Regions from separate parts of the Mus musculus genome. Here region 1 is linked to region 2. The links are chromatin loops, found by intact Hi-C in ENCODE. Cell type or tissue: heart. All regions are shown on one strand. Each heading gives the region's core, and the rest is flanking DNA. Links, peaks and the distances in the headings are about the cores only. Region 1 holds the start of Cd28 (CD28 antigen). Region 2 overlaps 2310016D23Rik (a long non-coding RNA gene).

Region 1 (14,838 bases), core at 1-5,000, 63 kb after region 2:
AGCCCAGGTTAGCCTCATACTTGTTATGTAGCCAAGGATAACTTTGATCATTCTGATTCTCCTGCCTCTACTGGATTATAGGAATGTGCTACCATGCCTGTTTTATGCTGTGCTGTGATCAAACCCAGGGTTTCATGTACGATAGATAAGTGCTATGCCAACTGTACTACATCCCCAGCCCAAGACAGTAACATTTGACCAGGGAGTTTCCTTGTGTGAGATGGTGGACATGAAGAGAGAAATGAAAAGCATACAAAAGGCTTCACATCCTTTTCCATGGGTCACACATCTTTGCATTTGCAATTATCTTCCTTTCCTTTTAACTTCTTTCTCTTCAGCTTCCTACCTCTACCCCATCCTACTTTTTCAATGGCTGCTTGGCATCAAATCCTAAGACGTAGTAGGAAAATGTATTGGTATCTATGAAGCAAAACCTATCTTAAGGTAAATAAAACTAACGACCTGCACACATGTGAACTTGCCAACTTCTCTTTTAGCTAACCCCTGTAAAGATTCTAAACAGTGAAACATACAAAGCTTTGAGTCCAACCCAAAAAGTTTCCAAAGAAAATACATGAGTTTATAACAAATGGCTGTCCACAGAGGGCATCAGAAAAGCATTCTGTGTAAAATCACTAATGTTGCATGACTTTCAACAAGGGTAAGGCTTTACTATCTAGTAAATTAAGGTGTCTTAAGTATTCCTTTAAAAGAAAGTTAAGATCCCTTAAACATGATATACAGAAACCTTTAAACATAAATTTTAAAGATTCTTTAGCTGTAAATATGTGTTGCCAAATACTGGAGACCTGCATCCTCTGGAGAAATTATTGAACATTCTCTTCAATAGATGGCCTCCTTCCAATGGTCTCTTCATTTGGAATGGAGTTTATGACAATAAATAGCTCTTACTCATGAGAACCAAAGGTTGTTTAGGGTAAGAACTTTCTAATTGATAAATATATAGCCTCCTTGCCATTGCTATTGGGAACTTGAAGGATTTTAACCTAAATAAACATATTTCAACCAACAGTAAAAGGAAACTTACTGGTGTCTATACCAGCTTTTGTGCTTACTTCAGGATTCTTCTTGGCACTCGCTGAATTCAGGTAGACATACTACTTACATGAACACCATGTTTACTGCTCAAGCCTGAACTAAGACCTCCACAATGTCTATTTCATTTTATCTCACAATGAAATTGAGGTGATGCTCATTTAGGGTCCCGTTTTACAGAGATTTAGGTAGTAAATCCTGCTCCAAACGCCACTAGGGAGAATTGAGATATGAGCCCAGGCAATCTAATCCAAGACCTCTAGAATTTACCTACTCTCTTACTTATCACAGTTTTATAGGATGTAAAAAGTAGAATCCTGACTGGGCGGTGGTGTCACATGCCTTTAATCCTTGTACTCAGGAGGCAGAGGCAGTTAAATCTCTGAATTCGAGGACAGCCTGGTCTACAAAGTGAGTTCCAGGACAGCCAGGGCTATACAGAGAAACCCTATCTCAAAACAAAACAATAAATAAAATTCTGAATATAAAAGTTCTTGGGACTAGTTGTTAAATAAAATGTTACTTCTTCCCAAAGAACTTGTGTTAAAGTTCTATTTGCTGTATTATGAGAATTAGCTAGTTTCTAAATAGTAGCTTGTCAAATTAGCACAAAACTCTAAATGCATTCAAGTTTCACAGGTCACTACAGTTTTAAAATAAACCATGCTGGTCATGAGAACACAAATGAAAACAGGGGGAAAAATGGTATCAAAATTGCTTACCTGTTACTTGAACTGAGAAGAAGTTGAGAGCCAAGAACAGCAGCCTGAGTGTCATTGTTCTGATGAGGGCCAGGGCTGCAGCCCCTCCTCTGTGAGCAAGGCAGAGTGTGGTGTGAACTGAAGTCACATCTGCCAAGGTCTATGACTCTCTGCCATCCAGGGCCACTTTACAGGGCACATGATCAAGGGACTCAAACCACAAGGCTTCGTGACTTTCACACAGGATATTACATTGTTTTTGATGACTTGACTTTTACTTCTTTTAGCAACCAGTCCTTTTTTTCTTTTTTCTTTTTTGGGAGGCGGGGGGGGGGGGTACTGAAGAGAGTGTCAGCCACCACCAGATAATGTGCTCAGGAGAGTCATGCTGATGAGCATCGGAGCTGTGAAATGTGGGCGCTTAGGGCCCAGCAACAACAAAAGCAGACAAACAAGGCATTCTAAAGAAGAGAGAAAAACCTCTCTCAGAAGACAAACTCTTACAGACGAATCCAAAATACAAGGCTGTGTGGGAAGCTGAGAGATTTCTATGCACGTGTTTAAATTCTGCATAAACGTTATGAGATTGAAGTTTGAAATAATCTTAAGGCGATCCTATGGAGTGTATGTATAACTCACTTCTACCAATTTTGAAAACCGCTTCCAAGTACACACTTGGCAAGCACCCAGGCATCTGAGCAGCTGCAGAAATTTCCAGAGCAAAGAGGAAGTCATAAAAACACCATATTTTCTTAGGGAAACAGGAGGTAAACGAAACACCCTTGCTACCTCATGTTCCCTATGTCCCTCAAAGAAACATTTCAAACAGCAGACCATTGGAAGATTCACCACAGAGACACCCGGGGCCTTTGTAACCAGCTCTCCACACCTCTCCCCAACTCCTGGGCCTTCTGTAGACAGGGCTAGCCCACCAGCATGGCCAGCTCCACATTCCTCTTCTAGAGCCATCCTGGATCCCCCTGGTCAGCATCTGTACTCAACAGCTTCCCTGATAGTCTGACTCTTATAGAAGCTATAATCATCGGAGTTTGTGGTTATATGTATCTCATACACATTAGCTTTCTCAAAACTTTCTTGGTGATTTTTTTTCTTTCTTTTCTGATAATCTGAGCTTTGTGAAACCAGCCTCATTTGTGATTTTGTGTATATTTAAAAGAATGATTTATATTTTTTATTCTGAATACAAAAGTGAGCTATATTGCATACGTAAAAAAATTTAGAAAAAAATATAAGCATAAAGTCAAGGTTTACCTATATTCTTACCGAATTATAAAAATACTTAATATTTGAGCCATTACTTTCCATGTTGTTTTGTTTATAGTTTTCAATAGATATGTTATCAATTGTTAATTTCTAAGGCATCCATATATGATATAAATATTTTTATTACATTTTAGCTGGTATATAAAACTTAAATATTAAACGTATCAGTCAAATACCATATGATGTTTTATAGGCATATATACATATTTTATTTTTCGAGACAGGGTTTCTTTGTGTAGTCCTGGCTGTCCTGGAACTCGCTCTGTAGATCAGGCTGGCCTCAAACTTGTAATCCTCTTGACACAACCTCTTAAATGCTAGTATTATAGATGTGGACCATAATACCCGATTCTACTCTCTGATTCTAGGCAATGAATGTTTTTTTGTTTTGTTTTGGTTTGTTTGTTTGTTTTTTTATCTTCAATTGGATGAAATTATGTGATACTTGTCTTTGTGTAGCTGACTTCTCTCTCAATGGCAGTATACAGAATAGAAAAAGATTTTCACAAAATTCACATCTGACAGAGGGCTAACATCCAAAATATTTAAAGAACTCAAGAAACTAGACATCAGCAAACTAAATAATTTAACTTTAAAATGGGATACAGGTCTAAGCAGAGAATTCTCAACAGAGGAATTTCAAATGGGTGAGAAACACTTAGAAATGGTCAGTGTCCTTAGCCATCCAGGAAATGCAAATCAAAACAACTTTTGAGATTCTGTGCTATGCCAGTCAGAATGGCTAAGATCAAAACCACAAGTGACAGCTCATGCAGGCCAGGATGCTTAACAAGGGAAACACTCTTTCATTGCTGGTGGGAGTGCAAACATGTATAACCACTTTGGAAATCAATATAGCAGTTTCTCAGAAAAGTGGGAATCTATCTACCTCAAGACTCAGCCTTACCACTCCTGAACATATATAACTAAAGGACACTCCAATCTACCATACTCATCTGTTAAAAAGATGACATCACGAAATTTGAAGGCAAATGAGAGGAACTAGAAAAAAATCATCCTGTGTGAGGTAACCCACAACCAGAAAGAATGTTTAAATGCTAAAAAACCATGTTGCATGGTATGTACTCAGTTATAAGTGGATATTAACTGTAAAGTAAAAGATAATCATGCTACAATCCACAGACCATAAGTAACAAGGAATGCTTAATGGAAAGAAGGAACAACACAGAATATTCCTGGAAAGTGGAAGTAGAATATATTTCCTAGGTGAGGATGAAAACAGGAGGGGTTGGATGGTGGAGGGCGGATGGAATGAGAAAATACTGGGAGAGACGACTAGGATCGGGGAGGGGCATTTGGGGAATGAGTTAGAAACCTAGTGAAATGGAAACTCCATGGGATCTACAAGGGTGACCCTAGTGAAGACTCTTAGTAATGGGAGACACAGAAGCTGCAGCCATCCTCTGCAACGAGGCAGGGCCTCAAGTGGAAAGACTGGGACATCAACCCAACCATCTAACCTCCAACCTACCATGTCATGCCTGCGTGACATGCTGGCACTGGAGCCTAGCATAATCATCATCGAAGAGACCAGAGAGACTTCATCCAATAACTGATGGGAGAGGATACAGAGTCCCACAGCCAAACATTAGCAGGAGCTCAGGGAGTTCTGCAGAGGAAGAGGGGTAAGAAGGATTGGAGGAACCACAGGGGTCAGGGGCACAAGAACACAGCCCACATTAGCAACTGACTGGGACTCAAGTGGACTCACAGAGATCAGGGATCCTGTATGGGTGACCTAGGTCCTCAGCATATCTGTTATGGTTATGTAGCTTGATGTTCTTATGGGATTACAAACAGTGGGATCCAGGGATACTTCTGACTCTTTTGCTTGCTTTTGGAACCTTTTTGTTCCTGCTTTTTGTTGTTGTTGTTGTTCCCTGTCCAGCCTTAATGTGACGGCATGTAAATTGTAGCTTGTTACAGCATATTTGGTTGATGTCCCTGGAAGGCCTGCTCTTTTCTGAGGGGTGGAGGTAGGGGGAGATCCAGGAGAAAAGGGAGGTGGTGAGGGAGTGTAGCTGGACATTTGACTACTTTATGGGTTTTTTTTTTTTCTTCATGGAGAAGGTTTTTACCCTTCATGCCTTTCCTACTCTTTCAACTCATTAACACTAGATAGGAGAGAAAAAAGGATAGAGGTGAAAGGGGCTGACATTATCATTAGACTACTTTCTGCTGATTAGGGGCATTGAGTTCCTTGGGGCAAGTTTGATATTTGCAGTCAAGATATCTAATTATTCTTCCTCCTCCTCCTCCTCCTCCTCCTCCTCCTCCTCCTTCTTCTTTTCTTCTTTTCTTCTTTTCTTCTTCTTCTTCTTCTTTTCTTCTTTTCTTCTTCTTTTCTTTTTCTTCTTCTTCTTTTCTTCTCTTCTTCTTCTTCTTCTTCTTCTTCTTCTTCTTCTTCTTCTTCTTCTTCTTCTCCTTCTCCTTCTCCTCCTCCTCCTCCTCCTCCCCTACCTCCTCCTCCTCTTCTCTTTCTTCTTCTCCTTCTTCATTCTTTGCACATAAGTACTTAAAACACACACACAACCAACAACCCACCATCAACAACAACAATCTTACCTCTTGGGTCCCTAGCAAGGACCTTCTGAAAAGTCCCCAGAGTTCTAAACATCACACACTCACAGAAACTATCTTCAGCTAGCAAAATCATGCCCCTGCTAGAGCACAAGGCAAATCATAGTCAGCTGCTGTGGACAGTCTGAAGCAGCCCATATATCCTAGGCCTGGAATTAAAATGAATACATATCCTTATAATATTTCTGTATTTTTTAAGAAACCAAAATTCTCACTCTAGGAGAGAGACTGAGAGGAGGGGAAGGAGGGAAAACTGAATTGCAATATAATATATAAGAGAAGAATAAATAAAAAGGGAAAGTATAAAACAATAAACTTATATTTTAAATTATGTGTATGTGTACATGTGAGTGCAAGTGCCCAAGGAATTGAGAAGAGGATGTCAGAGCCTTGGAGCCCAAGTGGGTGCAAGGAGTTGAACCCAAAGCAGCAAGCACTCCTAACCACTTTTTAGTCATCCCTCCAGCCCCTTGACTTACTCCTCTTAACATAATGACCTCCATTTCTGCCACACAACAGCATCTCCTTCCTTTTCATTGCAGAGCCTATTCAGACCAAATGCTCCTGTTCATTCATGAATGAACAGGCTTTTAGGTTACTCCCATGTCTCATCTGTTGTGAATAGTGGTGTGGTGTACTTTGGAGTGGACATAGCTCCTCTATTTCTGATTAAACTTCCCTTGGATGTACTCTCCCATTATCAGGATAGCCAGATCATTTGGTGGCCTCTTTCCCCCACATTCTCACCAACATTTACCACTCTTCTTTTCAGCAAATTCTGTTCTCACTATGGCTTTGATTTGTGTCTTTATGATATTAATGATGTTGAAATTTTTTCCTGTATTCATTGTCCTTTTGTGACGGCATTGTTTGAGAAATGTCTATCAAAGCTAAAAACTTATTTTTACTTGACTTACTTACAATATATCCATTGGATTTTGGAGTTCTTTATACATTCTAGATTTCAACCCTTTATCAGACACATATTTTGCAAACATATTCTTTTTTTTAATATTTTCAGTCCTTTAAAGATTTTATTAAACTGGAATACTACATTTATTATAAACAAATTACAACTTATTCTTTTTTAAATATAATTTTTTCTTTTTTTCAATTAGATATTTTATTTGTTTATATGTCAAATGTTATCCCCTTTCTCAGTTTCCCCTCTGTAACTCCCCTCTTTGATCTCCCTTGCCTTGCTTCTGTGAGGGTGCTTTCCAACCCGCCCGCCCACTCCCACCTCACTGTCCTACCATTCCTCTACACTGGGGCATCAAGCCTTCACAGGCCCAAGGACCTCCTCTCCCATTGATGCCAAATAAGACTCCTTCAGCTCCTTCAGTCCTTCCCTTAACTCTTCCATTGGGGTCCCTGTGCTCAGTCCAATGGTTGGCTACAAGCATCTGTATTGGTCAAGATCTGGCAGAGCCTCTCAGGAGACAGCTGTATCAGGCTACTGTTAGCAAGCACTTCTTGCATCTGCAATGGTGTCTGGGTTTGGTGTCTGCATGTGGGATGGATCCCAAGGTGAGGCAGTCTCAGGATGGCCTTTCCTTTAGTCTCTATTCCACTCTTTGTCCCTGTATTTCCTTTAGACAGGAGCAATTCTGGGTTAAAATTTTGGAGATGGAGGAGTGGCCCCATCCCTCAACCAGGGAGCCATGCCTAACCTCTAGATATGGTCTCGACAGGTTCTCCCTTCCTTTTGTAGGGTATTTCAGCTGATGTCATCCCTGTGGGGTCCTGGGAGGCTTTTGCTTTCCTGGATATGGGACTTTCTGGTTGCTACCCCCAGTTCCCCATCCCCCATTGCTACACACCTCTTTTCAATTTCCTGACCCTCTGTACATCTCCTCCATCTCCTCCCATATCTGATTCTACCCCTCATTTTCCCCTCCCTCTCCTCTCTTCCTCCCAAGTCCCTTTTACCCTCTACTTCCCTTGATTATATTGTTCCCACTTCTAAGTAGGACTGAAGCATTCACTCTGGTCTTCCTTCCTCTTGATCTTCATGTGGTCCATGAGTTGTATCTTGGGTATTCCACACTCTTTGCCTAATATCCACTTATCAGTGAGTACATACCATTTGCATTCTTTTGTGACTGAGTTACCTCACTCAGGATGATATTTTCTAGATCCATCCATTTGACTGCAGATTTTGTGATGTCATTGTTTTTAATAGCTGGGTAGTATTCCATTGTGTAAATGTACCACCTTTTCTGTATCCATTTCTTTGTTGAGGGACATCTAGGTTGTTCTAAAAATTCTTTAATTCCTTTTTATTCATTGCATAACCAAGTTATCATTGAGTAGAGCATTTTACAGCTTCCATGTATATGTGGGCTTTCTGATGATTTTGTTGTTATTGAAGACCAGCCTTAGTCTGTGGTGATCTGATAGGATGCATGGGATTATTTCAATTTTCTTGTATCTGTTGAGGCTGTTTTGTGACTGATTATATGGTCAATTTTGGAGAAGGTATCATAAGGTGCTGAGTAGAAGGTATATTCTTTTGTTTGAGGATGAAATGTTCTATAGATATCTGATCCATTTGGTCCATAACTTCTGTTAGTTTCATTGTGTCTCTGTTTAGTTTCTGTTTCCATGATCTGTCCATTGATGAGAGTGGGGTGTTAAAGTCTCCCACTGTTATTGTGTGATGTGCAATGTGTGATTTGAGTTTTAGTAAAGTTTCTTTTATGAATGTGGGTACCGTTGCATTTGGAGCATAAATGTTCAGAATTGGGAGGTCTTCTTGGTAGATTTTTCCTTTGATGAGTATTAAGGGTACTTCTTTATTTTTTTGGATAACTTTTGGTTGAAAGTTGATTTTATTCAATATTAGAACGGCTACTCCAACTTGTTTCTTGGGACCATTTGCTTGGAAAATTGTTTTCTAGCTTTTTACTCTGAGGTAGTGTCTGTCTTTGTCAATGAGGTGCATTTCCTTTCTGCAGAAAATGTTGGGTCCTGTTTATATATACAGTCTGTTAGTTTATGTTTTTTTTTTTATTGGAGAATTGAGTCCATTGATGTTAAGAGATATTAAGGAATAGTGATTGTTGTTTCCTGTTATTTTTGTTATTAGAGGTGGAATTATGTTTGTGTAGCTATCTTCTTTTGGGTTTGTTGAAAGATGATTACTTTCTTGCTTTTTCTAGGGTGTAGTTTCCCTCCTTGTGTTGGAGTTTTCCATCTATTATCCTTTGAAGGGATGGATTCATGGAACGATATTGTGTGAATTTCGTTCTATCATGGTATACTTTGTTTTCCCCATCTATGGTAATTGAGAGTTTTGCTGGATATAGTAGCCTGGGCTGGCATTTGTGTTCTCTTAGGGTCTATACAACATCTTCCCAGGATCTTCTAGCTTTCTTAGTCTCTGGTGAGAAGTCTGGTGTAATTTTGATAGGTCTGTCTTTATATGTTACTTGATAGTTTTTCCTTACTGCTTTTAATATTCTTTCTTTGTTTTGTCATTTGGTGTTTTGACTATTATGTGATGGGAGGAATTTCTTTTCTGGTTCAATCTATTTGTAGTTCTGTAGGCTTCTTGTATGTTTGTGGGCATCTCTTTCTTTAGGTTAGGGAAGTTTTCTTCTATAATTTTGTTGAAGATATTTACTGGCCCTTTAAGTTGGAAATCTTCACTCTCTTCTATACTTATTACCCTTAGTTTTGATCTTCTCATTGTGTCCTGAATTTCCTGGATGTTTTAGGATAGGAGCTTTTTGCATTTTGCATTTTCTTTGACTGTTGTGTCAATGTTTTCTATGGTATCTTCTACACCTGAGATTCTCTCTTGTAGCTCTTGTATTCTGTAGGTGACTCTTGCACCTATGACTCCTGATCTCTTTCCTTTCACACACACACTTTCTCTGATATTGAAGATTTCTTTAGGATGAAAAAAATAGTCATAATTTATAGCATCATTCAGCTGACCCATATGACACATAGTAACTCCAGTCATTGGGGTAGGGGAGAATGGTCCTGATAACACCTGATGACTTCATTAAAATGCATAAGTATCTTACTAAAATAATTCCAGATACCTTAAGTCTACATATTCTTGAAAATTAGGAACATATACATAATAATGAAATAAACTACCTTAGTCAATCAACTAATGTATTCAAATTCCAAGCACAGCCTTTGCCAGAATATGTGTGTGTGTGTGTGTGTGTGTGTGTGTGTGTGTGTGTGTAAAGATGACTAGATTCTATATGCTCTTTGAAACATAATAGGAAGTAAACGTGGGCATGGCCACAAAGGGGGTGAAAATGAATTTGCGCATTCTGCATTTACTGTGGCTAGCTAGTATGTCTGTCTCCAGTCTGGATAAATCACACTCATTCTACCAAGTTCAGTGTAAACAGTCATGCCTTCTCCAACCAAACAACACACACATGCGCGCGCGCGCGCGCGCGCGCACACACACACACACACACACACACACACACACACACACACACACCTCATCTCCCTGCTATAACCTCTACCACACTATTTACAGAATCATATGATACCACAAAGACAAAGTACCCACAGATTGGTGCATGGTGCTATTTGTCTAATGCCTCTCCAGCACCATGCAAGGATGAGGATAGAGTCACATCTGTTCTTCACAGCTACATCCCTAAGTCTAGCACTCAGTAAATGCTCAGAAGTTATTGGAATGAAGGTGTAAAAGGCATGAAACTCCCTACAACTCCCACTCTTCCAGCCAATATGTCTGCAATTGTGGACATCCCTGTCTTGGAGTCTGATCAGCGAAGTCTTTACCCTGACTGTATTCTTAAACACCAGACACTAAGAAACCGTGCAAAATATGCCTTCTCGCTAGCTAGGACCTCAGCACCAGATTCCTGGCTGCTCCTCTACCCCGGTGATGTGCTTTAAACCAGTAGGCATCTCGGAGAGCTGCTTCCTTCATAAATCATTTGTCTTATAGCCAAAGCCAGAGTCACATCTAGCCACTCAGCCTCTCCTCCCCTTTCTCCCGCACCCTCTGTGCATCCCTTACATTTTGGAAAATGGGATGTTTCCTCCACTGGACACATATTTAAGACGTGCTTAGCCAATTTGGCTACAGAAAAGGAAAGACACTGAGCTTGGGATTCTGTTAACTAAAAGCACAGGATTTGAAGCCTCACAGAATTAGGGATTGCCTGCTCTGAGAGAGCTACAACCTCAATTCCTTTTATATAAAACAGAGATGAAAATATTTCACTCAATGTGTTGCTCATATTTCACAGAGTATGAATCTCCTCCACCCTTAAGATAGAAATATATTTAATCTTCATTTCACGTTGCTTATAAAGGCTGAATAAATGCTTGTTGGATCAATCAGAGCAGATCATCAAATGTACCTGTGGTCTATTTAGATGAACCCACTTTGCTACACAGAGTAGGTTCCTCCACACTCTTCTTTGGAAATTAGCATTAGTTTCTCCTTATTGAACACTCCTGAAGTTTGAACATATATAGGTATTAACTGCAAAAGTAGCATTGAAAGCTTCCAAGAGTTACAGCTGTCAAGCTGCAAGTTATTAAGAAAAAAAAAAAAAGACTTGTGGCTAGCTACTGGCACACAGAGCAAGCCAAGCAGCATAAAGTGTCTTTGATCTGGATTCTAGCTAGATACTTACTACTCATTTATATTCCTAATTCTCCCCACAGCTCCTTCTTACAGAGGTTTGAATGCTCCCAGGATGGTTGTAGGAAAATCATAAAACAAGTGATCCTGTCTTTCAGCTTTATAGGATTATGCCAGCTACTAGTATTTTAAAGAAGAATTTATTTAAAATGATAGACAATGATGAAGTTACAAAAGTAGTGTATATTATCCAAACACACAGAATCAATGCCTTACACAGAAAATTATGCGAAACCCAGAAAGGAAAGCTAAGGAAAGGCTACACTGATCATCTAATCCCACTGAGTACGCGGTACTAAAAACTTTTGCAAGAACAACTTAAGAGGTTTTATCAAGAATTACATGAAACGATATTGTGAAAATTTTCTTAGAGCAATTACCTAAAAGATCTAAGTGGATAGACTTTGGCCACTTAGCAGGTAGGCTTATCACTCTGAGTTATAAAAGCTGTAGCTAAGATTTATTCTCACTTAATCCTCACTCCAACCCAGGAGATGGAAGCATCATTATCCCCATTTCATGGGTAAGGAAACAAGAGCTCAGAGTGGTTAAGCCGTGTGTCCACAATGTAACTCTAAGCAACCGTCTTTTTTTTTTTTTTTTTTCTTTCATTCTGCTAAATGTGACTCTAAGGCACTGGTTCTCACCCTTCCTAATGCTCTGACCATTTAAAGCATTTCCTCACTTTGTGGTGACTCCCAACCATAAATTTGTTTTGTTGCTACTTCGTAACTGTTGTGTTTCTACTGTCATGAATCCCAATGTAAGAATTTGATATGCAGACTGTCTGATATGGGACCCCCAGGGGGGCATGACCTACTTGCTAAGAACTGCTTCTCCAAAGTCGTCTTTGATCAGGAAGGTGTGGTTCTCAGCACTACGGTGCTGACCTTATACTCATGGAGACCCCACCAGAAGAGGAAGCGAAGCCTGTACAGCCTTGCTCTCATCTGAAAGGAAGTTATCCTGACCAGACAAAGAACTGCATTACTGTCAGCAAGATGGGCGTATCATGAGCCTAGACAACAGGCACTGACAAAAGGTTCATGTATTTGTTGATCTGAAGAAAGCGAATCGGGGCACAGCATCATGAACATGGAGAAGGTATGCTGCCCTCAGACTCCAGCTAGGTCATTTCAACGGGGTAAACTTACATACCTGACATGGTTTTCTAAGAAGATGGTTATTGGTGAAATAGTTGACTATTCCTGAAATTCTGCATTTCTGAAAATCTGATGGTTTCACTGAGGTTGATCTAAAGACAGCCGCCTACCTCCTGGGTGGTACGGCACAGAGGGAGCAAGCATCCTGTGTCTGACTGATTTGCTGTTTTAAAAATCTGGGCTGTTTGGATATTTTCTGGAGACCAGAATGATAATTAACTATGACTGGGGTGGGAGAGCAAGGAAAGGAATGTATTTCACTCTGTGTCCTGTATTGACTGATGTCAACCTTTTCTATTCCTGACCATGCAATCAGTGGGATTGTAAGCAGGGCACCTCTGACCTCTTCAGGAACTAAAATCCTGTCCAAGCCTTGGGAAAACGGCCACGCTTGGGCTTCCTCCCCCTCTGCTGCAAGTTTTACAGGCCTTCGAACGTGTTGCTTAAAGCAGCAACCCCGGGAAATAAAGCTGTTAACTTCAACATTGCTCCCCGCGGCTGCTCATGTTACTGACCCACTGGGAATCTGTTCCTCCTCCCTGCTTTGCTGTGGCTCCCTGTCTCCTGCTCTTTCCCACAAGTTCCCACAGTCACTGGATAAGGAAGGTCAATCTGAATGCATCTGTCCACTTTCCGGAATGTCACGGAAGAGTAACAGCTGTTGACCTGCTATCCTGTTTGTCTCAAAAGCAGCTTGGATGAACTCCAGCTAATATATACAGTCTCTACTTCCTATGAAGGATGTAGGGCCAGGACAGTGTGCTTTCCACACTTGCTTTGAATTTTAGCATAAATGCAGTCTGCTTTTTAACATTGGATCTTATTACTAATAATTAATGGTTATACTTATGCCTACAGTTCGTCAAGCATTTGCGATGCAAGACAAGGTAGAACTGTCTCAAAGATGTAAGACTTAAGTTATCTAGAAAAAGCAGTATTCTTTTCTTCCTAAGTGACCATGCTCAGATATTTTTACACACACACACGTCTTTATCAATTTCCCACAAGTACACAGGATGAAATTAAAATTGTGCACTTTCTTCTAGAGATAGGAAAGAGAGGTACTTGGGAGGGGGAGAGGGAGCTAAATGGTGATGTGAGAGAATAAAGAAGCCTTTGGAAGCTAAGGCAAGTAGATCAAGAATCTGAGTGCCAGGGGCTGGAGAGATGGCTCAGTGGATAAGAGCACTGACTGCTCTTCCAAAGGTCCTGAGTTCAAATCCCAGCAACCACATGGTGGCTCACAACCATCCGTAATGAGATCTGACGCCCTCTTCTGGTGTGTCTGAAGACAGCTGCAGTGTATTTACATATAATAAATAAAGAAATCTTTAAAAATAAATAAATAAAAGAATTTCAGTGCCAGTCTGGGCTACGAACAATCAGTTTGCGGCCAGCCTGAGCTACATGATGAAACCCTATCTCAAAAAGAATGTACAAGAAAGAACAGGGAAAGACCACTAAGAGCAGATGAACATGGGTTTTGTCTAAGAATGCACCTAGAACACCCACAACACCCAGAACACCAGCGGTACATATGGTATCTTCTACATGTTGCCTTGAGAAAAATCCCAGACTATTTTTGTGCTCACAGAATGTAGCTCCTATGGTATCCCAGGCCACTCAGACTTGGAGTGCCTGGCACCAGGCTCATCATTCCACCCAGTCACAGACTCTGGATGGAGACTATGAATATGGGAAAACCTTATCCCCTCGGGGATTGGCTCTGAGTTAATTTCTCCTGCTATTGCTCACAGTGTGACATTTACTCATGTTTGCTGGACCAAATTATAGGGCTCTTCTGGGAAAACTGCAGTTGTTTAGCTGACCTCTCAACAGAACAAATAAGACTAGAAATGTATATAAGTCATATGAACTCGTTCACCCAATAGACTGGTACAGAGAATATCCAAGGGAGATTAAGGGAATTCCCGTGTTCCCCCCAAAATATAAGCCTTGAAGAAACATGGTGGAAGAAAACCCTAACCTACCTGGAGAGGCATGTGTGGGTGGGGTCACCATGATAAAGAGAATAAGCAAAACTGTCCAGACCACCGTCAGGAGGGGAGCTTGCTTTCCAGGCACAATATATACTACCAATAAAAGCCATGCTGCCTGGACTGCTTGTGCACCCACAGAGAGTTCAGTGAGGTGACAAGGAAAAGACACCAAGGAAGGCTTGGGCTGTGGCAGGCTGGTCACCATGAGTCTCCATGCCACACTTACTCTCTGAACTGAGCTCAGGGAAGAAGCCTTGAGGTAAGGCACAGCACACACCTCTGCTTTGCTGGCATGGATTTAGGAGGCATTCGCATAAAAGATCTGGTGTTTAGAACAGGTTGACTAGCCAATGTCAGTTTCATATGATTGCTAT
Region 2 (15,505 bases), core at 3,602-8,601:
CCCTTCAACCTTCCTTTTGAAATAGTTTCTATGTAGATACTATTCCTAGAAATTAAACATACTGCTGAGAATTTTGAAGATAATTGATTAAAGATGGAAAGACAAAAGAGGCCTGGGGAGCCAGCCCTAGGTTTCTGTTGTAATTTATTACTAAAATTGAACTACTTTACTCTCAGCTTAATAAAAGTTTAAGAGAAGGGAGTATGAGTGAAGCTCTGGGGATCCCAGCCCCTATGAGTCTTTTGTTTGGAACATCTGACCCTGTTCATGTCAATGAGGTATGAGCTATTGTCCATGACCCTCCTTGTACTGGACGGTAATAGACCACCCCAAGCACACTAGAGTGTATCTAATATAGGAGCTCTGATTTAAACAGTACTTTCAAGTTCAACCACATGCTTTGCTGACCTGTCGTCATTACACTTGTATATATTACCATGTGTATCTATGCACAGCCCCAGATTTGTGCTTCTTGTATTTGTGGTATTTTTGAAGATGCAGGAAGCACTAAGGTCCTTTGGAGAAATATGGGATAGAACAAAGCCTGAAAATGTCTCCTATGAATACTACTATTTTTTTTAAATGTATCTCTATGAAAAAAACTAAGATGCTCTTACTTGATGCAGGAAATAAGTATCATCACTTCTGGTTATACTAGGACCTAAATCTCTCCTCAATGTTATTCATATTTTTTTTTTCCTTTTTATGGGGGTTATCAAGGTCTTATGGTCAAAATCAATCATGCTTCCTCGCTGTCTCTCTATCTCTGTCTGCCTCTCTTATCTCTGTCTCTGTTTCTCTGTCTCTGTTTCTCTGCCTCTCTCTCTGTTTCTCTGTCTTTATCTCTCTCTCTGTCTCTCTATCTCTGCCTCTCTTATCTCTGTCTCTTATCTCTGCCTCTCTTATCTCTGTCTCTCTGTCTCTCTCTCTCTCTCTCTCCCCACGTTAAAAATCAAGCTGCCTTTTATTTTGGTGAGATGTTTAATTTGTATGCAAGAACACCTCTGTTTAATACTTTTGATCTTAGCTATTTGGAAATCCTTGCCCTGTTTCTGTCTGTGATGGAATTAGCAGCCACAGGCCTGGAGCTCTGCCTTTCTTCATCCAGTGACAAAGATGGATTGTTTTTGTTTGGGAGGGTTGTTGTTGTTGTTGCTGATGATTTATGTCAAGGTGAAGATAGAATCATTATGGAATCCAAGTTAGTAAGCAAAATAAGCTTTTTTTTTTTCCAGGATCAACTGCAACTGAAAATTAGTCTCTGTTACCTGAGCTCTGATCTTTGAGAGTGTCCTAGCTTCCCATTTTAAGACTAAAGAAAGTGAAGTTTTCTGGACATCGATTCAGATGTGAAAAGAACAGGCAGCTTCTTTATCTTATCCCAGGTCCTTCTATCTTCCTCCTCCAAGTCACGTATACATATCCTCAAGCACAAAGAACGATACAGATCCTCTTCTGAGCATGCTCAATACAGGCTTTCCATTAGGAAGCAGAAGAGTAGTATTCAAATCTCTCTCCTCTGTGTTGTCATAACAACCAGTTGAACTCTCTGCACCTCAGCAACCACATCTATAAATTGGAACAAACATCTACCTTTGAGCCCTGTGATGAAGGTAGACAGAGAAAACCCATGCAATGGCATTTCATAACTAAGTGCTCCACACAATTTAAAGTTATTATTGTTTGATTCACAGCTTCAGTTTGGATACAAATGTTAGCAGCCTTGAGTAGAAGCCAATGGTAGAGCCAAGAGAGGACTAACATTCCAAACTGTGTCATAGGGCATCACCAGTCCCCTGAGTTCTTAATAGTTGTTACATAAAATTAAAATTTTGGGGAAAAATATTTTAGTTACTTTTCTGTTGCGGTTTTAAAATATTCTAGTCAAAAGCAACTTGGGGGTTAAGCCTATATTTCCAGGTCATAATCCATCATGGATAAAGTTTGGGAAGGCACGTTTAAGAAGAAACACCAAGCAAACCCCATAATTCCTGCTTGCTGGTGTACTCTCTGGCTCACCATCAACAGATTCACATGTAGCTAGTAGTGCGTGCATGTGGTAGGATCCATAAAGGCACACCATGCAACAGGTCTCATGTGGGAGGTGTTTTCAGAGATGGGGGTGGCGATACAGAGGCTGCCTCTGGTGGAGGTAGAGGAGAAAGGGGGTGGGAAGGAGGAACAGACAGAGCCTTTTTTGTTGTTTTTTGTTTGTTTGTTTTTTTTAGACAGGGTTTCTCTGCAGCCCTGGCTGGCCTGGCTGGCCTCATGTTACACATGCACAGGAGGATATGGGATGTAGCCTCTCAGCAGCTAGTAATGATATGTCCTACTGTTGCTGAGGGCCCTTGGGCTGGCCATGGAGGTGCCTGATTGCTAATAGCTAACTTTCTTAGATAGCCCTAGACTATTTTCCTGGGGATAGTGGCACCCACAGTGATCTGGCCCTTCCTGCATCGATTACTAATCAAGACAAATCTACCAGAAATGCCCAAAGGCCAGTTTAAGCTAGGAAATTCTTCAGTTGAGGCTCCTCCTCTCCCATGACTCTAGGCTACCTCAAGTTGACATTTATGAATAAGGATAGGAAGGATCAGAGCAAATTGGTGAACACTGGGAGAGCAGTGGTCTCACAGAGTTAAATTCTCTTTTTATCACCAGATTTCTCAGAAATATCAATATGTTAATGTGACAATTTGACAGGAATGTCATTGTCTTAGTTTGGGTTTTATTGCTGTGAAGAAATACCATGACCAAGACCTCTTATAAAGGCAAACATTTAGTTGGGGATAGCTTACAGTTTCAGAGGTTTAGTCCATTATCATGGTGGGAGCATGGCATCATGCAGGCAGACCTGGTGCTGGAGAAGCCAAGAGTTCTACATCTTGATCTGACAGCAGCCAGAAGGCTCTCATTCTACCCTGGGAGGAGCATAAGCAAAGCAGACCTTAAAGCCTACCCCCACAGTGACACACTTCCCTACCAAAGCCACACCTACTCCAACAAGGCCACACTTCCTAATAGTGCCACTTCCTGTGGCCAAGCATTCAAACGCAAGAATCTATGGGGGCCAAACCTATTTAAACCACCACATTCCACTTCCTGAACTCTATAGGCTTGTAGCCATAACATAATGCAACTTCAAAAGTCCCCATATTCTATCAATCTCAATAATATTTAAAAGTCCAAAGTTCAAAGTCTCTTCTGAGATTCATGCAATCTCTTAACTGTAATACCCTATAAAATCTAAATCAAAAGGCAGATAGCATACTTCCAATATCACAGGATATACATTACCATTCCAAAATGTCGTAGTGAAGAAATACTGGATCAAAGCAAGACCAAAAACCAGCTGAGCAAACTCCAAACTGCATCTACAGGTCTGACGTCCAACTCCTTTCATCTTTGTTGACTGCAACACAGCTCTTTCACTTGGGCTTTTTCAACTTCCTGTTAGCAGCTTCCCTCAGCAAGTATCCCACATCTCTGGCATCTCTTACTTCTTTTGGGAATCCAAGGCAACTTTAACTTCACGGTTTCTTGTGCCAATGTCTTGGATCCACATATGATCTTCTGGACTCCTCCAAAAGATTTGAGTCACTTCTCCAGCTCTGCCCTCTGTAGCACTCTAGCTCTGACTGACTCCACTCCACTGCTGCTGCTATTCTTGGTGATCATTCCATAGTACTGGCACCTCCAATTTTCTGGAGTCTTCCACTGCAATTAGGCTTCACTAGTTTCTCATAACTTAACGGTGCCAAGCCTCACCTTCTTTGCATTACCCCTTCATTCCTGGGCCATCAACTGCCCAGAGTCTGTACCTTCACCAGTAGTCTTTGCTGTCCTCTCACAGTGCTAAGCCTCAGCTGTTCTCCATGTCCCCTTCATGCTTTCAAAACCAGTTCTACCTGCATGATACTTACACATTACCAAATCTGGCTGCTAGCACAAGGTCTATCTCTGGAACACAGCTTCTTTGTGCTCTCAGAAAATACTTCATAGAAGATTGCACCATAGTGATACTGGTCTCTTCTTAATCACTGCTGTTTTCTTAGTTCCAACTAACCAGTACCAATTGTCCCAGTAACCTCTTCTATTCTTAACTCCAAAGTCAGAGCTGCATGGTCAAAGTTGCCAAGTTTTGCTGCTTGCTTGGTTCTATTACATCATCACCAGCTTTCTGTTTTCTTTTCTCTTTGCAGAACAATATATTTATTTAATAATAAAAAAATTAAAAGAACTGGATCCCTCCCTTAAAGATTGCAGTCTCACCAGCAATGGAGGAGTGTTTTTCTTTCTCCACATCCTCACCAGCATCTGCTGTCACCTGAGTTTTTGATCTTAGCCATCTGACTGGTGTGAGGTGGAATCTCAGGGTTGTTTTGAATTGTATTTCTCTGATGACTAAGGATGTTGAACATTTCTTTAGGTGCTTCTCAGCTATTTGAGTTTCCTCAGTTGAGAATTCCCTGTTTAGTTCTGTTCCCCATTTTTTAAATTTGGTTCTCTGGAGTCTAACTTCTTGAGTTCTTTGTATATAGTGAATATTAGCCCTCTATCGGATGTAGGACTGCTAAAGATCTTTTCCCAAACTGTTGGTTGCTGTTTTGTCCTATTGACAGTGTCCTTTGCCTTGTAGAAGCTTTGCAATTTTATGAGGTCCCATTTGTTATTGTTGGTTTTTTTTTTTTTGTTTTTTTTTTTTTTTTTTTTGGCTTTGAAATTTAGAAACAAGTTTTATTTAAGATCTGAACTACAATTCCTAAGTTATCAACTTTTCAGAAAACTGTGGCTACACAATAATGCATTGCCTCTATCCTGTTAGAACATGCATTAGACCCAAATACAAAAACCAGGAAGGAACCAGAGCATCTCATCACATAGCATTAACACATATTAGAAAACTGTGTAGTGTCAAAGGGATAGAACCACCAGCATTCAAACAATGTTGTCAACTAGGCAATAAAAATGGTCTACTGAATTTTTTCTTTGTCTAATTACTACATACACTGGTAGCAGCTTTGAAATGAGGAAAGGACCTGGGTACTCCTTTTATTTTCTGTCTGCAACAGAACAGGAAAACAATCTGAAACATAAGCCCAGTTTTACATTGACAGTTTTAAAGAACATCAATTATACCATGAAAGGACACAAACAAAAGTCTTTACAGATACCAAACAATAGTGAGTGGTCAGTAGTGGTCACAGAGCTTGCAATGACAGTCAGCAGAAGCCACTTTGTAATCATTGGCAGTAAACATAGAGGCAGAATTCTTTGCCAGATGCTTAAGGAGATCATGCAGATAGCCCAGCCATAATGCCAGGCTTTTTTCATCAAGGGGAGTATACATTGCCCCAATTCTCACGAGTAATCTCAGTAGGTGTGGCGCTCCATAGATCTGCGACATTGACGCGTCAGGGTGAGCCAGCAGAATCTCAGCATACTGAGGCCTTTCAACCTCGCAGAGCAGCTGAGTGCCCAGCATCACATTGAAATACTCTTTTACCCCTCCCACAACTTCACCAAGTGCACGCTCCTTATTATCAACATTTCCCTGCGATTTCTTGCAATTGGCATACTCCTCAAGAGGAGCTGGAACAACCGCTTCTGTCTCGTAACCAAGTCCCAGTCCTCCACCAGCCACAGTTTTAATTCTTCAGGGATCGTCGCCTTCACCTCCATCCTACTCTTGAATGCCTCCTCGCTCTCCACAGCAGGGTCAGCCCATGCCCTTTTCTTCTGAGGTGTCTGAGGAACTTCACTGGTACTGCCACCGTCTCTGTTGCCAGGAGCCTTCTGCTTGTTCTTCCTTGTCTTCCACACAGAACCAGAAGCGTGTTTTTCAGCAGAGCGACCTCCCCATCCTCCGGGCAGGGCCGGATCGAGATTCTTTGGCTGTGAACCAACTGACTTCTTTCCTGAGGCAGCTCCTCTCTCATCTTACTTCTCTGTATATTGCTTCGAGTTGGTTTCTTAAAGTTGTCTTCTTCTGCAGATTGTTGTCCGAGTTTGTGAAGCCTGCTTTCTGGAACTCATTCAACCCTGTTTTTATTCCAACAAAATGTTTCTTCTTTCCCTTCCAAGGATTCCTAGTAATCTCCTAGGATGGTCTGGAGAAATGAAGTGGGAATACAACCCTGTATTCTGCAACTAGGATTGGTTCTGCAACCAGGGTGAGATCTCCTGATCCTTACTGTGTAGCAAACTTGGCTTTTCTGATGATGACCTGAAATGAGAATCCAGCCTCTGTCTGCTGAGTGCTGGAATTAAAGATGTGTACCGCCATGCCTGGGTTTAACCTTTTCTTTATGTCCAAGTGAAAACAATAACTAGGTCATAACCCTAACATGATATAACTATCTCTCATACGGCCAAAAACACATAGTAAATTTAAAATAAGTGGCAATGTCCCCTTTTCAACATCTTTTTCACAAGATGGAAGCTTAGCTGGGTTGGATCCCCCCTAGCCCCACCACCTGAGGTCACCACTCACCCTGTTTGTCTCCTTGAACACAGGATTTAGCTCCATTCCACTTCTCGGTGCCCTTTCAATACTTGAACAAGCATTGTGTACTTTTCCTTTGTAAGCTTCCTATGCCTGATCTAAACATTCTTCATAAGAGTGAATGACAGAACTAAGTCTACACTAAACTTTTTTGAAATTCCCTTTGTCAATGCAATTATTCTAAATCTCTTCACCTTAGCCTCAGACAGACTCTTCAAATGAGGGCAAAACGTAACCATATTCTTCACCAAAATGTCACAAGAACGATCTCCAGGCAACATACTAAAATTCTTCTCTGAAACTTCTTGAGCCAGGCCCCCAGAGTTTGAACCATCCTCAGCATCAATGTCTTCTATGTTCCTACTAGGTTGGTCCATTAAGCACCACTTAAAACATGTGCTGCTTTCTAAATCCAAAGTCTAAAATCTACATTCCTCCAAACAAAAACATGATCAGGTCCATCACAGCAATACCCCAGTCCTTGGTATCAAGTTCTATCTTAGTTTGGGTTTTATTGCTATGAGGAGACACTATGACCAAGGCAACTCTTATAAAGGCAAACTTTAGTTGGGGCTGACTTACAGTTTGAGAGGTTCAGTCCATTATTATCATGGTGGGAAGCATGGCATCACGCAGGTAGACATGGTGCTAGAGGAACCAAGAATTCTTCATCTTGATCTGAAGGCAGCAAGGAGGAAGCTGTCATTCCACACTGGAAGGAACATAATTATAGGAACCCTCAAAGAACACCCCTACAGTGACACACTTCCTCTAACAAGGCCACACCTACTCCAACAAGGCCACACCTCCAAATAATGCCACTCTGTAGTGGGCTTGGCCTAGTGCTACTTGTATTCTAAAGTCAATTTGAGTCCCCAAAATTGTTTGCAGGAGAGAGTCCACTTGTAAGACAGTGAGGGACCCTGCCCCTACTTAACTCTGATTGGTAAAGAGGCCTGCAGCCAATAGCTGGGCAAGGCAGACAGAGGCATTCGCAAACTAAGATAGAACTTGGAACCAAGGACTGGGGTATTGTTGTGATAGGCCTGGCCATGGTTTTGTTTGGAGGAATGTGGATTTTAGACTTTCAGATTCCCAGGCTTGGGGCTGGGAGAGAAGGAGGAAAGAGATCTGCCATTCTGGGAGAGAGGGGAGGAGAGGAGAGACACCATGCCTGAGAATAGTACAAGACACGGAGAGATGGTCACCATGGAAAGAAGCCAGGAGAGCATGGCCCAAAGGGCTGCCCAACTGGGTCCAGAGCAACCAAGGTAAAATATAGAGTTTAGTAAGTGATAACTCAGGATTGTTGGTGGGAGGGGGGTTAGTCACGTGGAGGTTAGGTAGTGGCCCAGTTATTGAGCTGTTTAAGGCACACCAAAATATAAAGGCTGTGTGTGTCTTTCATTCTGGAACATAAGGTTTCATTAATTTATTAATTAATACTACACCACTCCCTATGGCCAAGCATTTAATCACATGAATCTATGAGAGCCATACCTATTCAAACCACCACAGTCTTCTATAATGTTTAATTTCTTACCCCATCTTCTTTAATGCTTTTTCTTCCATAATACCATCTTAAATACACCTTGTCTGTTGGCCCTTCCCTTTTGGTTTCTATATTCTGAAATCATGATACTGAATTCTCAATATGTATTCTGTAATTTTGGCTACATTGGATTTCTATTAACAAACAGAATAACAAATGCTCCAAAAATGTTTTATTGGAGCAAAGGTCCACAACTGATCCCACCAAATATAATAGAGTGTAGTATATGGAGTATAGGATATGGAGTATAGTATATGGAAACTGGAAAGGAACTTGAAGGGCTCTAGGAGGCCCAAAGGAGCAAACACAGGCCTGAGCGCAGCAAACATGGCTCTGACAGGTTTTATCTTTTACCTCTCTTCCCTTGCTAAAAACCATTAGATTATATTCTTAAAACTAGCCACCAAAGTTTGCTCCCTTATTTGGCCATTTCCTCCTCCTGAGGCTGACCACCAAGGTCCAGCTATCAAAGTATCAGTCCAGCAATCAAAAGCCCCCTTTTGGCTCAACTAATTAGCAAGCTTCATCAAAACAAAGCAACTCATCCTAACACAGGGTTTCCCCCTTTCCTTTTATAAACTGCCATTTGCCTAGTGCCCATGTCTGTCTCCCTCTATCTAGAGACAGCCCTTTGTTCTTTTGGAGCAAATATACCTTTCCCTTCTTTTCCCTTCTCTTTGGTCCTCTGTCTCCTGTCTTTCTCTCTTATTCTCTGCCCTTTGTTCCTCTGGGGCAAATAAATTTCCTTTGTGCTGAGAAGTTGGTCTTGGAGTGTCCTGTGCCAACTCTGGTCTTTTCAAAACTATTTTCCAGGATCCAAGCAAGTCACTAGAAATATGAACTATACTGCATGGACAGATCCCCTTCCCAAACTATAGGTCAGATTTGCATAAAAATAATTTGACTGTCAACTCTATTGGTGCCATGAAGTGTCTTAATCACAGTTCTCTTTACTTCTATTTTTTATCTGTGTCTGTTTGGTTGGTTGGTTGCTTTTTGGTGAGGAAGTTTAAATTCACAAATTCCTTGCCTCAACTTCCCAAGTGCTAAGATAATCCTGACAGGCATGTGTCACCAATCCTGCTACTACAGATTCTTTTAAAAGTACAGTTTGTTCATGACACATTTTCAAGTTATACAAAAGTTTTAAGGGTAGGCAGTCTGTGTAATATAGGACTCAGCCATCATGGTATGCACAGTAAGGTAGAAAAGTGGAGCACAGCTTTTCCCTTGGCACATTCCAGGCCTACCTTTCAATCATTTTCTTACTCAGGGTATGAAAAGGCTCCCCATACTCCCTCAAACTCACAGATTTGCTATCTTCTGTTTATACACTCATATCTTACACACACACACACACACACACACACACACACACACACCCTCTTCCCTTCTGTCAAATGTTTTCTCGTCTCTATGACTCAGATCATAAGTTCTTGGGCCAAATCTAATTCCCTTGCCCTTATTTTCCCTTTTTGTATCATGTTTAGCACATATAATCTTTCTCAAACACCCAGAGGCTACCCAGGGCACCTCTAACTACCATGGCTGTCTCTCTAAATATCACCTACACCTTCTTCAGTGTGAGCCCCCCATACTCCCACAAAACTTTATGGCTCATCTGCTCCACTCCAGCCTCAACTGCCAGGTTCAAGCTTCCCCCAATTTGTAAATGACTACCTTCTGCAGAAGCCCGTCTAGAGTCAGAAAAACAACCTTGGGCTTGATTTGAATGTGAAAACCACTGTGTTCCTCTCTTTGCTAAAATAGTTACTGTGCATGGCCCTTTTCAGTTTCTAGACCCCTTTGCCCTAAAAAACATGAAGAAAAGAAAAGCAGGTGGAAAGGAAATCTTGTACATTTAACTCATTCCCTTTGCTACCATGCCTTGTTACAAAGCCTCAAAGACTTAAGAATATCTGAGTTAGGTTGTCAGGTTGCCATCTGCACTACCTGGCTTTATGGCAACTTGACACAAGCTAGAGTCATCAGAGAGAAAGGAGCCTCAGTTGAGAAAATGCTTCCATGAGATCCAGCCGTAAGGCATTTTCTTAATTAGTGATCAGTGTGGGAGGATCCAGTTCATGGTGGCTGGTGTTATCCCTGGGCTGGTGATCCTGAGTTCTGTAAGGAATCAGACTGAGCAAGCCATAGGAGCAAGCCAGTAAGCAGCACACCTCCCTGGTTCTGCATCAGCTCCTACCTCCAGGTTCCTTCCCTGTTTGAATTCCTTTTCTGATTTCCTTTTGTGATAAACAGTAATGTGGAAGTATAAGCCAAATAAACCCTTTCCTCCCCAACTTGCGTTTTCAGTCATGGTGTTTCACTATAGCAGTAGAAGCCCTAAGACAGCATCGAACTCATAAAGGGAAATGTGTATTCCTGAAAAGACAATGCACTTTGAATCAGGACAAACTAAGTTGTTTTGCCAGTTCCCATCCACATGGCCTTAAACAACTTTGCTTGACTGAACCTCAATTTCCTCATCTAAAAGGCAACGAAAATAGACAGTGTGTGGGTTATCTTGATGAGGTAACGTAGTTAAGATGCCATGCCTAAGGCCAAGTCATGGGAAATATGATGCTGTTTATTAGCCCAGCTAATTCCCATATATTTGATAATGATCATCCAGCAACTTTAAGCCTCCACTGTTTCCCCAGTCAGTCCTTGGGACAGCCTCCAAGTCTATTATATTTGATGTTATGCTTGCCAACTGTTCAACAAGGAAAGGCTAGATGGAACTGGGCTATAACAAGAACTGTATCTGTGCCAACAGAGGAGCCATAGAGTCAGCTGAACAGTGAGGGAAAACAAAATTTCATGCTCGGTCAGCTCACCATTTGCTCCTTCCCCTTCTGCATATGCACACCATGCCTCCCTAGAAAAGTGGTTCTCAACCTGTGGGTCGTGACCCCTGAGGAGGGGTGCATGTCGGATAACCCTCTCACAGGATCACACAGCAGATATCCTGCATGTTAGATGTTTACATGAAATTTCATAACTAATAGCAAAGTTACAGTTAGGAAATAGCACCAAAATTAATTTTATGGTTGGGGAGAGGTCACCCAATTTGAGGAACTGCAGCATTAGGAAGGTTGAGAAACACTCCCCTAAAACCATCCAAAAAGAATGAGCTAATTTGACTGCTGTCCAGTTGCTAGCAAAAGTGTGACAGATCAAAGACAATGAGCACTGAGACCGCCAGTATCTGGACATTGTATGTAAATCTGTAGTCAATAAAAATTAGAAGTAAATGTAGAATGTCTTCACTTGGGTTCCAGAGAGCAAATTATGACACAAGGACTTCAATATGAATATTTTATTAGGGAATAGAGTTCAAGGACCAATAGCAGTGGCCTGGAAATGCAAACTAGGAAGAGAAAAACCAGTTCAAGGAAGGGTTATTAAGTCAGCCACCAACATAGATGCTGTGTTGCTCAATCCTTCAGAACCATATGGGACGTGTGTGAAGTCTAGAAATGAAAAGAGAGAACAAGTTAATCACTGTCTCCTACTCCCACAGGACACAAATGCTTCACACTTATAGGCTGCATGTTCATGTTAGCCAACTATTAATGAAAATGATGTGTGATAACTAAATATAAGGCTTTGCTGACTTACAAACCACTTATTCTTTTACTTAAGGGTCTTCGTAAGGGTTAGCTGGCCATGCTCCACTTCAGACTCTGTGAAGGGAGGGGTTAGGTTTCTTTCTAGTCTACATGTCTATCTTTAAACTAAAATGTGCCTGGCACATGTGTCTCGTGATGACTAGGGAAACGCTAGGCTGATTCAAACCACAGAAACACATTTAAAGCCCTTCTCTACATTGCATGCACTCAAATTCCATGGGACACAGCAAGTTATAAAGCCAAAGTCAAGGAGGGAGATAAAATAACCATCTAATCTACTAGGAGGCACTAAACATAAAACTACTTGACAATGAGTACCATGGGAAGGGAGTGAGACTGAGAGCCATCATCTAATCTAACAATGCAAGCATCAAGTGTGCTTGTGAGAGGTCTACCCGGAAGCCCTATGGCAGATGAGAGATCCTCAAGGACTTTGAGAGAAGGTCCTGTCAGTTGAAACTGTGTATTCACCTCAACAAAGGCAAGGAAAAGTGATGGGCAGAGCTGAAAAGATTTGAAGTGACATATAAGAGATGTATGGGGGCGCATAGTTAACTATGACTCCAGCTAGAGTTTTACAGCATGGCAAGGATAATTACTTCATCACAGGATTTAAGAAGGAAGCTCCTGAGATATGTACTTTTCCTGTGCAAATAAGAGACGTCATGTGACTCAATGCAACTGTGTGGAGGTCAGAGAACAACTTTCAGGCATCAGTTCCATCCTTCTACACTGTGGGTTCTAGGATAGAACCCTGGTCATTAGGCTTTCAAAGCAAGAACTTTTACCCACTGAGCCATCTCACTTGTCCTATACTGTTGCTGAAATTTTTAATCACAAATCCAGGGTTTCTACAACCCCCCTTGCCCCTTTAGTTCCCAGATAAAAGACACACACAACCTTTTATTTACAATAAGCCTTAATCAGCACTAGAACTGGACAGATAGCTACCCTCTAGTATGCTATTAGAATTTACTTTCCTATTGATAACCCTGAGTTATTACATTATGTTTTTCATCTGGGCTGCTCTTAACTTGAGTTTGGCCAGCCCTCAGGGCCACAGTTTCAAGGCTCAGCTAACCCATGGTGGCTTCTCCTCCATTAACCTTTTTCTCTTCCCTGGGTCCTCCTCCAACCCCCTCCCCCAAAGCCTACGAACCCTAAACCCTACTATTGTCTCTTCTGCCCAGCTATTGGCTGTTGGTATTTTTATTTACCAATTAGAAATAATTTGGGGGCAAGATTACATAGTGTCACTTGGAAATCAGGTCTTGGGGGCTGCACTTACCATTACAATACACAGCAAAAGACCAAACCTCACCACTATACTGCTATGTTTAGAATTCTGGAAGTGGAGGTGAGGAATCCTGAGTCCTTCATAGAAGAAATGAGTTGTTGGCCAAGGTGGTGATGTCAGATAGTCAGATATCCTTAGCCATGCACACTCCAAGACAGCAAACCTCTCTTCCTCATATTGTCCTAGAGTTCAGGGAGAGCAGGACATCCTGGTTCCATCTTTTAAATAAATCACTCTTCCTGAATGCAACCTAATCCTCTCACTTATCTCTTAAATATACAACTCTTGCCATTCTGGAATGAAAGGAAGCAGACATTCAGTATTAGTTCTGGGATCCAAGTCACTGTCCCACATGCTATCCTCCTCTATTTCAGTCTAAAGTGGTACTCGTCTATCTTCTTCAAGGTTAAAACAGTCAAATATCTAAGTATCTTGTCCAACTTAAAATAGCCAGAAATACAAAGCCGTCAACTGAAAAAAAATTTGATTGAACAAAAGTGACTTAAAATTTGTGTATCTTTCTGTTGGGCCCCATTTTGGCCCTGGTTTGGGCCTTGAGGACAAACCCGAGCCTGGCTGAAGTTTTGAGACATGTCTCAGTTACTTCCGTATTGGGGTGACTCAGCAAAACCTGTTTGGCCCTGCCTCTGCCCCACCATTGCTGATGTAGAGCTTTACCATTGGCCCTGTCAGTTACTCCATACCCTCTGTCACCCTTCTCTGCCTCCATCATCTTACCTCACCAAAAATCCCCCTTCCTTTGTTCTAAACTTATATAAGTGAGAGGCTGATGCCATAAAGTTGAGTTCCTCCTTTGACAAGACTCCCAGCTCGGTGTGTTTCTTTTGGGTAGGTCAACACTCACCGTCCTGTTCAGCCCCAGAAAGACCCCAGCAGGACCAGGACCTTTCTCCTCTCTCTTGGACCTGCAGGCAAGGAGCAGGCATATTTCCATAGTTGGATTCAATATGAAGATTGCTTTTCAAAAACGTACGTTCCTAGCCAAACATTGGGTGGAACTTGGGGAATCTTGCAGAAGAGGGGAAGGAAGGATTGCAGTAGCCAGAGGAGATAGGATTCAACAAGAAAATCCACAGAATCAACTAACCAGGGCTCATAGGGACTCACAGACACTGAACCGACAATTCGGGAGCCTGCATAGGACTGACCTAGGCCCTCGGCATATGTGCTATGGTTGCATAGCTTGGTCTTCTTTTGGGACTCTTAATAGCGGTAGCAGGGCCTGTCTCTGACTCCTTTGCCTGCTTTTGGGACCCCTTTCCTCTTACTGGATCACCTTATCCAGCCTTAATATGAAGGGAAGTGCCTAGTCTTATTGCAACTTGATATGACATATTTGGTTGCTATCACTGGGAGGCCTGCCCTTTTCTGAAGGGCAATGGAAGAGGAGTGGATTCTGCAGGGAGGCTGGGAGGAGAGGAGGGAGGGGAAATGGTGGTTGGGATATAATATGTTAAAGGAAAAAACCACATTCCTATAGCAAGTAACCAAAAATCTCTTGACATGTTAATATGTCCAAATTCACACTACACTAACATCTCATTTTCTTTCTTAAAATGAGTCTCCTGCATTGGTTTACTCAAGGGTATTTGTCCACAGGTTTATGAACTATAATAAATCATATGAAGAAAGGGGAAGGAGTGTATGTATATGTGCTTTTTTTCCTGGAAAGAAATTCAATGACCTTTAAGATCCCCAAAGGGTCTGAGCTCAGAAAGAATATGAACACTATAAAATATCTAGTATATATATATATATAAAAACCTCACAGTATAGATTATATGAAATATATAAAGTGGCACTCTTAAAACTTTGCCAGTGGGTGAGGCAAAATTATACTCCAAATCTGTTTTCTTAAAATGAGCATTTCCTAGACTTTTGTTGGAACAAGCAGAAGATGGCAGCCCAGCCAATCTGGCCTCTCCAGAAACCAAGCTCATTCTCTGCTCTCCCTCCAGCAAACTTTCTTCCCACTGGCCACTGGCACTCATCCAAGCTGAGCAGCTCAGAATAATTCCTGATATTCTTCAGGCTGAATCTGGGAGAATTACATGCATTTTCCTCTTTGATCATCCTCCCAACAGCTGTGAACCTACCGAGAAAGGGGAAGATGAGAACAGGGTGAGTTTCTAGAAGGAAGCAGACACCAGAGGTGGAAACAGCCCTAAAAGCATTTGTCCTGGTTACACTGTCCCCTCCTATCCAAGCTACTAGCCCCTCCCCCTTGTTTCCAGTACTATCTCTGGTTAGCATCTTCATTTTTAGGTTATAGATAGATAAATAGATAGACAGATAGACTGACAGACAGATAAAATTAAAAATCTCTCACAGCCATGGCCAGAGAGCAGACTCCCATGTGATTCTACATTCTGTCAACTTGACAATTAACACTAACTATCACAGAATAATTAGCACAAGCCACGAGTCCTGGTGACTCTCAACAACTTAAAAGGCAGAGACAATGTTCACATAAAAAGATTAAGAATGTCACTCTGGGA

The links. Hi-C counts contacts between places; a loop is a spot of excess contacts. Peaks named below come from ENCODE experiments on the same cell type or tissue, not always from the same donor. Only the 100,000 strongest peaks of a DNase experiment are listed, where the experiment ranks them.
Region 1: it touches region 2 in a loop (1.9-fold over the local background); 3 of 42 quality-filtered maps call a loop at or near these places.

The regions. Positions count from the first base shown.
Region 1 is chr1:60,733,469-60,748,306 of GRCm38, reverse strand. Cd28 (CD28 antigen) reads right to left here and starts at 1,919. Exons shown (of 4, transcript NM_007642.4): 1 at 1,779-1,919. The coding sequence starts at 1,833. In heart, for the core only: no CTCF peak of the experiment used is centred there; a DNase peak (open chromatin) is centred at 1,926; H3K27ac peaks cover 211 bases.
Region 2 is chr1:60,799,647-60,815,151 of GRCm38, reverse strand. 2310016D23Rik (a long non-coding RNA gene) reads right to left here. Exons shown (of 3, transcript XR_865459.1): 3 at 11,383-11,530. It also overlaps the pseudogene Gm11581. Among named protein-coding and RNA genes, the nearest start is that of 2310016D23Rik, 29 kb to the right of the region's middle. In heart, for the core only: no CTCF peak of the experiment used is centred there; a DNase peak (open chromatin) is centred at 5,671.